Linked DNA regions of Homo sapiens: regions 2 and 3 are each linked to region 1. A link is a contact called in ENCODE Hi-C or POLR2A ChIA-PET data. All regions are on one chromosome and are shown on one strand. The core of a region is the stretch at or near the end of the contact, and the rest is flanking DNA. Distances in the headings are between cores, read along the strand shown.

Region 1 (2,618 bases), core at 38-2,537:
ACAGTAACAAGCTTTCATAAATTAAGAGAAACAGTAATAAAGTCCAAGAGGAAGAAGACTGATTTCAGGCAAACACTCAGGAATATTTACATTTTTATCACATATGGATGACGGATAAGACATGTTTTGAACCCATCTTTTGCAGGAGAGCATCTTAAGTTCCTTTTGGTTAAAGAGCAGCTGCCATCTCTAAAGTCTCTAGTCTAAAAGATGATGCTTTAAAAAAAACAACTGGCCAAATGAATAGGTTCCGTCATATTTTAATGCTCAGGAGAAAAGGAATGCTTTTCATATGGCTATTTTAAAAAGCTTAAAGCTCAATTTCTCTCTTACAGGAGTGAGCTACCAACACTCTAATCTGAGACCAGAGTCCCTGCGTCAGTCATTTCCACTCCGCTAAGGCCTTGTCTGGGAGCAGCCAGCCTCATTGGTCGGGGAGCCCACACAGATGAATATGCAATTACTGAAATGGAAACAAGCTTCGCCACCAAGGACCACCACAAAGGAGTCCCTTCATTCCTCCTTTTACTTTATCAAGAAAGTAGGTGCATTATTTAAAAATGTATGAAAATACATGTCTAAAGACAAGAGAGAAGATCTGAACCTACGGCAACGGTGTGCCCCACCAAAGTTTCACCTCAGGATGTGTTTTAGGGTGTGTCTTTCATTTAGCCCAGTAATTGAAAGAAAAAAAAAATCGAACTCATTCGGGGAGCCCCGGTACTTTCCCTATCCACCCTCACACGCAACCAGGCTCCGAAATCAGAGTGCCTCAGCCTCGCCCTGATTTCTCCTGAAAGGCGGCGGCGCCCGCGGCCCGAGGCCCCGCGCTGTCACAGCCGCAGGGAGGGCGCCCTCCGGCCTCCCGGGTCCGCGCCCGCCCCGCGTCCGGCGGCTCGCGAGGGGCTAGAGAGGCTCACCCTGGAGGCCGGGTACGGGAGGGCGACACCGCCTCAGCCCGGGAGTTCGGGCCTCCGCCCCGCCCCGGACTGCGTGCCTGGTCTTGGGCTGCCCCCGGCGCCCGCCGCGACCCCGGCCCCGGCTCTGGCCCTGAGCCCGGATCTCACCGTGCGGAGGTCGCGCTGCCTCCTCGGCCGCGGCCCAGCTGCAGGCCGCCCTGCGACCTGCGGGCCCGAGGACGGAAGGTGAGACGAAGGGCCGCCCGTCACATCCCCGCCAGCCCCGCCGCCCGAGCCGCAGCAACCAGCATCGCGTCCGCGGCCTGAGGGAGCGCCGGACTCCAAAGCCGCCGCGCCCCCTCCCTCGGCCGGCGCCCGCCCGGACTCCGCCCTCCAGGGCCGGCGCACCGCGCACGCGCAGTCCCGCCCCGCCGCGGGCCCGTGCGCAGGCGCGAGCCTCACGGGGCTACGGGGACCGCCCCCACCGCCTGATCCGGCCTCAGCCCACCTCTGGCCCCGCCCCGCCCTCACGCCAGGCTTTCCCAAGCTCCGCCTCCGCTTCGGGCCCCGCCCCCTCCACTGACCTTGCCTGGCCGCCTCCTGACTCAGGTTTTTGCTGGGCCCACGCAGTGACGCCAGTCTTGCGGCTGACCTCACCTCTAGCCGTCCCCTGGACTACATTTGCTGCTTGAGTGCGGTCAAACCTGACAGCTCCTCCTCCTGGATGTGAAAAGTGAGGAGTGGTCTGAGCATTGGGCATGACTGAACCACGCACCTGCCTACCGCATCAAAACACAGGATCTTGCTAAAGCTGAGGGGAAGGGGCACCCCAAGTGCTGATCTGGTTTTCCCTTTTTTTTTTTTTTTTTGAAACAGAGTCTCGCCCTGTCACCCAGGTTGGAGTTCGGTGGCGCTATCACAGCTCACTTGCAGCCTCCTGGGCTTAAGCGATCCTCTCGCCTCAGGCGTGTATCACCAAGCCTCCGAAATAATTACAACTAAGACCACACTAGTCAAAGTAAACTATCACAAGTTGACCCAAATACCCGGCTAATTTTTATTTTTTCTTTTTAGAGTTGGGGGAAGTGGTCTTACAGGCTAGTCTCAAACTCCTGGGCTCAAGCAATCCTCCCACCTTGGCCTCCCAAAGTGTTGGGATTACAGGCGTGAGCCACAGCTCCTGGCCAATGTGGTTTCTTTGCCAGAAACCAGGTCTTTCTTCCCTTTGGGGCTTCCATCCCCCAGAGGCCATCTCTTCCCCTCTTGTTTTTCCTCGACGCGGCCAGTCCTGCTGCTGAGAGTCCTCAGCCTGGAAGGCTTCCGGGCCTGGCCGGCTGTTTAAAGCTCTGGAGTTGCCCTTACCTGGTTGTAGACTTGCAGTTCTCTGAAATCCTCGTCGGCCCCAACAGCTCGGTTGTAATAACATTTCAGGAGAACTGCTTGAAAAATATCCAGTTCTTTCCTGTCTCCAGATCAATGATACTCAAATGGAAAAAGCAGACGGAATGCCTGATTTGTATAACCACACTTCATTTAATAATACACTTTCATATTTAGAAAATAATGTCTTTTAAATATCAATCCCTAAGATATTTAATGTATTGGACAATAATGTGTGCTTAAAATATTGACAAAGACTAGGTCTAAATGCTGTGCAATCTCTCTTTGGATTAAGTGAGATTAGAAAAGCAAACACCAGGCCGGAGGCGATGGCTCAAG
Region 2 (2,618 bases), core at 82-2,581, 4.9 Mb after region 1:
CTCCCATTTTACAGAGGAGAAAACAGGCTTGCTCGCAGAGGTTAGGCGTCATGCAGAGGTCATTCCGCTGGACGGTGGCCAAGCTGGCACTCCAACGCTGGGCGGAATGGCTCCAGAGCCAGACTGAAAGTGGGAGAGGTGACTCGGTCCCAGCCAGGCGGTGAGTTCCTCTGGGCTAGGTCCCCGGTGCTGGCGCAGCAAAGACCACCCGGAGAAAGAGACGGTGAAGGCCCCGGGGCTTCCTGGGGCGTCAGGCGGAGGCGGAGGCGGGGGCGGGGCTCCCTCCAGGCAGTCTTGGACTAGCTGAGTTGTCCCAGCGAGATGGGTGACAGCCGCTTTCCCGAGCTCCCCCGGCCCAGGCTGGTGTCCTGGCGACTCGCCAAGGCACCGGGGCGGGCTAGGGCTGGAGCCGGGGTGGAGGAAGAGGGTCGAGAAGCGAGGCGGGCCCAGAGCAGAAATAGGAGAAGGGGGGGGGGAGGGGGCGGGGAGTCTTTCCTGGGGCAGGAACCCGGGCCCCCCTTGGCGCAGCCGGCCCGCAAAGTGATTCTGCAGATGGAAGGAATTAAGTAGGAGGGGGAGGGTCCGATGGTGATAGCGAGAGGAGGGAGTTAGAAGTGTGTGCGTCTGTGTACACGCGTCTGAGAGAGGAGCGGGAGAGACAGGGAGAAACATCAGACCAGACGGAAATAGAAGAAAGGAGACAAGAAGAGTGAGAGAAAGAGAAGGACATACACACACACACACACACACACACACACACGGAGGGCGCCACATACAAGGACGACGGACACAGGAGACTAGTACTAGTCTAAGAGAGAGAGAAAGAAGGAGTATGAGAAAGGAGGGAAAATAGGAAAGGAAAAGTGAGTGAAAAACAATTGCAGAGGATTTGGAAAGAACGAGACAAGAGCGCTGACGACAGAGGGAGACGAAATTGATTAGGCCGGGGCTGCACTGAGCTCCCGGCAGCTCGGGGAGCTGGGTTGGCCGGGCTGGGACGAGGTGGGGCTTGGGCGGGGCCTCGCATGGGCGGGCCCGCGCCGTGCTGCATATGCAGATGAGCCTCACTCCCCTCTCTCCCCACCCCTGACGGTTCATATTCAACGAGACAGCCAATGCAGGGCGAGGACAGTGCCAGGCGGGGCAGGGAGTGGGCGGCGGGGCATCGTGGACCCCACCCCCGGAGCCGCCGCTGGAGGGGTCAGCCGCGAGGCAGATAGCGGATCGCCGGGCGGGGCGGGACGCAGTGGGCGGGGCGGAGGGGCGGGGCCAAAAGTTTCCTGCCCAACTTTCGCTGCCTCCTTCCACCGCCTGCGCGCGCCGGGGCCGCAGTCGGGGGGAGGCGGCGGCAGCGGCAGCGGCTGCGGGCAGCGCGCGGGGCGCAGGGCGCGGGGCGATCACCGTCGGGGCTCGGGAGGCGGGCAGTGGGCACAGGCTCCCCGGTGCCCGCCCCTCCGCTGCGGAGGGGGGCCGCGAGCGGGCGGCCGGGGAGGGGCCGGCACCGCCGCCACAAAATGAGCCTGCTGTCGGCCATCGACACGAGCGCCGCCTCGGTGTACCAGCCCGCCCAGCTGCTCAACTGGGTCTACCTGTCGCTGCAGGACACGCACCAGGCTAGCGCCTTCGATGCCTTCCGGCCCGAGCCGACCGCCGGCGCCGCACCCCCGGAGCTGGCCTTCGGCAAGGGCCGCCCCGAGCAGCTGGGCTCGCCCCTGCACTCCAGCTATCTCAACAGCTTCTTCCAGCTGCAGCGCGGAGAGGTGGGTGCCCCCGCGCGCCCCCGCCCACCGCCCCACCGCCCCACCGCCCCACCGTGGCGGGCCGTTCCCTGTCTGACCCGCTCTTCCTGGCCTGGCGCGGCCCGGCTCCGCATTGCCGGGCCCGGCTTGGCTTGGCTTCGTTCAACTCTGCCAAACTCGCCGCCCGAAGTCCCCGGGGTGCCGGGTGCGCGTCACCTCCCGGCTGAGCCCGGGCTGGAGCAATGCAGGCCGGGGCGGAGCTCTCCCGCCCCCTCTCCCTGCCAGGGCAGCCCTGCTCCAAAGGGGTTGGGGGAGGGAGTTGAGGAGGGGTTGTCTCCGGATTTTCTTCAGACAGCTGGGGTGCGGCCTGGGCGGGGAGCCCCTTCGAAGTGTCCTTCTCACGCCCAACCTTATCCTCGTCCTGGCCACCGCGGGCTGGGACCGAGAGTGCAGATTCTGCTCGGAGCTCCTCTGGAAGGGCCTAAAATCTTTTCTCCGACCTCTGCGGTTCCCGACCCGAAAGGCACCCTGGAGAGCAGTGACTGCCCAGAGGGCTTCTCCTGCTGTTCTCACTCGGGGACCCCAGATACGTCCTCCAGCTGCTCGCCCTCCCCCAGCCACATAGGAAGTGGTTTCTGAGGGCTTGACCCCACAGACTGCGCTGTCCCCAGCCCTCCCAGCCTCGAAGGAAATGAAAGGGAAATCCTCTTGAGCTCTTGGGAGGGGGGCTAGAAAGGGGGGGGGAGAGGTTCCAGCTGCCCAGCGCCTTCTGCAGAAACCTGGGCCGGCTGTGTTGCAAAGTCTGCCTGTTTGGTGGATTCAGTTACAAAGTTGACTGGGCAGCGCCTCTTTGCCAGCAAGATAAATACACAGATCGCC
Region 3 (2,618 bases), core at 82-2,581, 3.9 Mb after region 1:
AAAAGAAAAAAAAAAACTTTAATTTAAAAAAAAAAAAAAAACCCATCATGGTGGCAGCAACCGCTCACTGGAGTGAAGAAGTTTGACTCTTTACTGTGGGAAGTCACTACACAGCTGCACAACGTCAGGGGGGCTGGATCCCCTCCTTTATCACAGGGTGACAAACACTGCCCTGGCACAGTGTGGGGAAGGTGGGCCCCCAGCTTCCAAGGCCATCAAGCCCCTGACCGCCAGCCCTGGATGGCCTCCACATGCAGGTGCAGGAGAGGCTGGGCCCCAGCTCTGAGCTCCACCAGGCTCTCCAAAGGGTCTGAGGGTCTCAGTGCCTGGCATCCTGTAAAAACCCTGATCTTAGTGACTGAAACACTGTGAATTTCCACCACCAAAAACTCACAACCCAAAACCTGCCAAGTTTCAGGACACCGAGGGGCCTCCTCATTAACCTGGTGAGAGGAGGCCTCTGTCTACCTCAGTGCTGTCATCAGGAAAGCAGCAGAGTGGGTGGATTTGAGTCAGGGGAGTCCTCAGTGGGAGAAGCACTGGGCCTGGAATGGAGGTCACCTAGTCCAGTGACTTCCAAGCTTACTATTTTTATTATTTTTTAAGCTACAGGAGGCTTTGTTCAAAGAAACTCTGACCCAGAAACCCAACATGGAAGCAGGCAGAGCAGGACACTTTTATCTTCAGGTGGCTGGGGGAAAGGAAGGCTTCACAAGGTGCACACTAAAAACCATGGGCCTACTGTGACTGACGCCATGCTCCACAGGACAGCAGAACGGCTCAGGAGCTGCCTCCAGAATCATATGGCAACTAGTTCAACAGAACTGTGATAGACTTGGAAATGCATGTTTTGAAGAGCTGTCATTCACAGCAGCTTGAAAAAGCCCCCACTGGCCAAATCTGGAACAATCTGAGCGGCAAAATAAACAATAATAACAACGGATTTTAACTCATTGAATAAAATAAGAATTCATGAGCCCATTCTAATACACACACAGAGATAAATAAACAGGAAAGAAGGAAAAGTTATGTGTAGCACAATGATACATAGCTACAGCAGTTCTGTATAGTTAAATGATAAATGTAGAAGGAATTATGGAATTAAATCATCGCATTCAACACCCATGACAGAAACAACCGACTGTGCCAAGAATCTGCAATGGGTCCTAAAACCAGTCATGAGTTTGATGTGAAATAGCATACTGTATTTGCATAATCTCAAAGTATCTCCCCACAGGACACTTACAAAGAACAAAATAGTAACTTAGAGGGGAGAAACCCAGCAGACATCACCATAAGCAAGCGATCATTGTCAATATCACCGGTAATGACTCAGACCCACATCATGTGCCTCCCAAGGGGATGCACCTAGAACTCACCATTTCCGCAGTATTCCTTACAAAACTGCAAAACTTGCAGCTAACCATGAGGAAACAACAAACAAACTTAAATTAAGGGAGATACTACAAAATAACTGGCTTCAAGTAACTGAAACATAGAGTTTGTGGTCCTTCTTGGAGGAACAAAAAAAAAGCAAACAAAACATTCAGGCCTTGGGCCCCATTGGAGATTTTCACTTTTACGTTTTTGAGACAGGGCCTCACTCTGTGACCCAGGCTGGAGTGCAGTGGCACCGTCACAGCTCACTGCAGCCTTGACCTCCTGGGCTCAAGTGATCCTCCTACCTCAGTGCACACCTGCAGTCCCAGCTACATAGGGAGATGGGGTCTCCCTATGTTGCCCAGGCTGGTCTCAAACTCCTGCTTAAGCCATCCTACTGCCTCGGGCTCCCAAAGTGCTAGGATCACAGGCATGAGCCACCACGCCCAGCACCCATGAGAGATTTTCAGAATGATTCATCAGGCAGCTCATTCAACTGCACCAGCAGCCTCAGGGCAACACCTGCCCACCTAGGTGAGGCAGGGCCTGGTCACCCACACCTGCCACTCACCCCACACCTGCTACCCACCCCACCCCCACTTCTCAAATGGCTAGGCAAAAGGAGGCCTGGCACCTTGACTTCCAAGTTGATGTCCCAACCTACTTCCCTCTGCCATTGAAGGTGAAGCTGCCCACTCAAGGGAGGATGCTAGGCCAAAGCAGGCATAGTGCACGTGTCCTATACCCATACCCTGATCATCATGACAGGCCTGTTTCTGAAAATCTAAGTCTACATGAAATGTCTATACACAGAATCCTTTTATATGCCCCTGGTAAGAGCACATCAGAGCCTCTTCCTCAGCTAGTTGCAAACAAACGTGGAGAGTCTGGGCCCAGTCTACACTAGTATTCCCAATGTGAACAAGAACCCAGGGAGTCCAAGGTGCTGTGCCTCCAGACCTCAGGAGGACTGGGCTGGGCCCTGTGGCCTCCCTAGATCAGCAAGGTTGAAGCAAACCACCCAGCAATCCATCAGTGCACAGGCTCGCCTGCCAAGCCCATGGGGTGAAAAGACTTTTGCTGTGGGAGACAAACACCTAAAGACTTGTTTCTACATGTTCAGGGCACTGCTGCATGTAAGACACCGAGAATGAGGCCGTGGAGACAAACACCAACTCAGAGTGGGACCTGTGCCTGACTCAGGGAACTCAGAACATGACTCCCTTCACTAAGTGCAG

Evidence for each region. Hi-C counts contacts between places; a loop is a spot of excess contacts on that map. ChIA-PET counts read pairs that join two places held with the same protein, here RNA polymerase II (POLR2A). Pooled maps may share reads with other maps.
Region 2: a map of CD8-positive, alpha-beta T cell shows a loop between it and region 1 (11-fold over the local background). The contact joins the promoter of ZCCHC24 here to the promoter of CCSER2 in region 1. A Hi-C loop is called at or near these places in 2 of 168 maps with a recorded cell type or tissue (CD8-positive, alpha-beta T cell and naive thymus-derived CD4-positive, alpha-beta T cell), 1 of 37 single-sample maps with no recorded cell type and 9 of 50 pooled maps.
Region 3: a loop to region 1 is called in a pooled map, with 6 times the contacts of the local background. The contact joins the enhancer-like site here to the promoter of CCSER2 in region 1. A Hi-C loop is called at or near these places in 7 of 50 pooled maps. POLR2A ChIA-PET finds 5 or more read pairs at or near these places in 2 of 52 experiments (SK-N-SH and T-cell).

What each region holds. Positions count from the first base shown.
Region 1 is chr10:84,327,258-84,329,875 of GRCh38, reverse strand. It overlaps CCSER2 (coiled-coil serine rich protein 2), which reads right to left and starts at 1,287. Exons shown (of 10, transcript NM_001284240.2): 1 at 1,068-1,287. RefSeq lists an enhancer at 394-743 and a silencer at 794-1,523.
Region 2 is chr10:79,444,337-79,446,954 of GRCh38, reverse strand. It overlaps ZCCHC24 (zinc finger CCHC-type containing 24), which reads left to right and starts at 1,331. Exons shown (of 4, transcript NM_153367.4): 1 at 1,331-1,760. The coding sequence starts at 1,515. LOC105378383 (a long non-coding RNA gene) reads right to left here and starts at 714. Exons shown (of 4, transcript XR_946104.4): 1 at 1-714. RefSeq lists silencers at 899-1,408, 1,419-1,478.
Region 3 is chr10:80,471,109-80,473,726 of GRCh38, reverse strand. All of the region lies in intron 1 of TSPAN14 (tetraspanin 14), which reads right to left. Among named protein-coding and RNA genes, the nearest start is that of TSPAN14, 18 kb to the right of the region's middle. RefSeq lists enhancers at 553-602, 1,235-1,464, 2,165-2,234, 2,245-2,484. Within about 2 kb of position 1,331, at least 15 of the 41 ENCODE cell types and tissues checked have a DNase peak (open chromatin) inside an H3K27ac peak, as active enhancers do.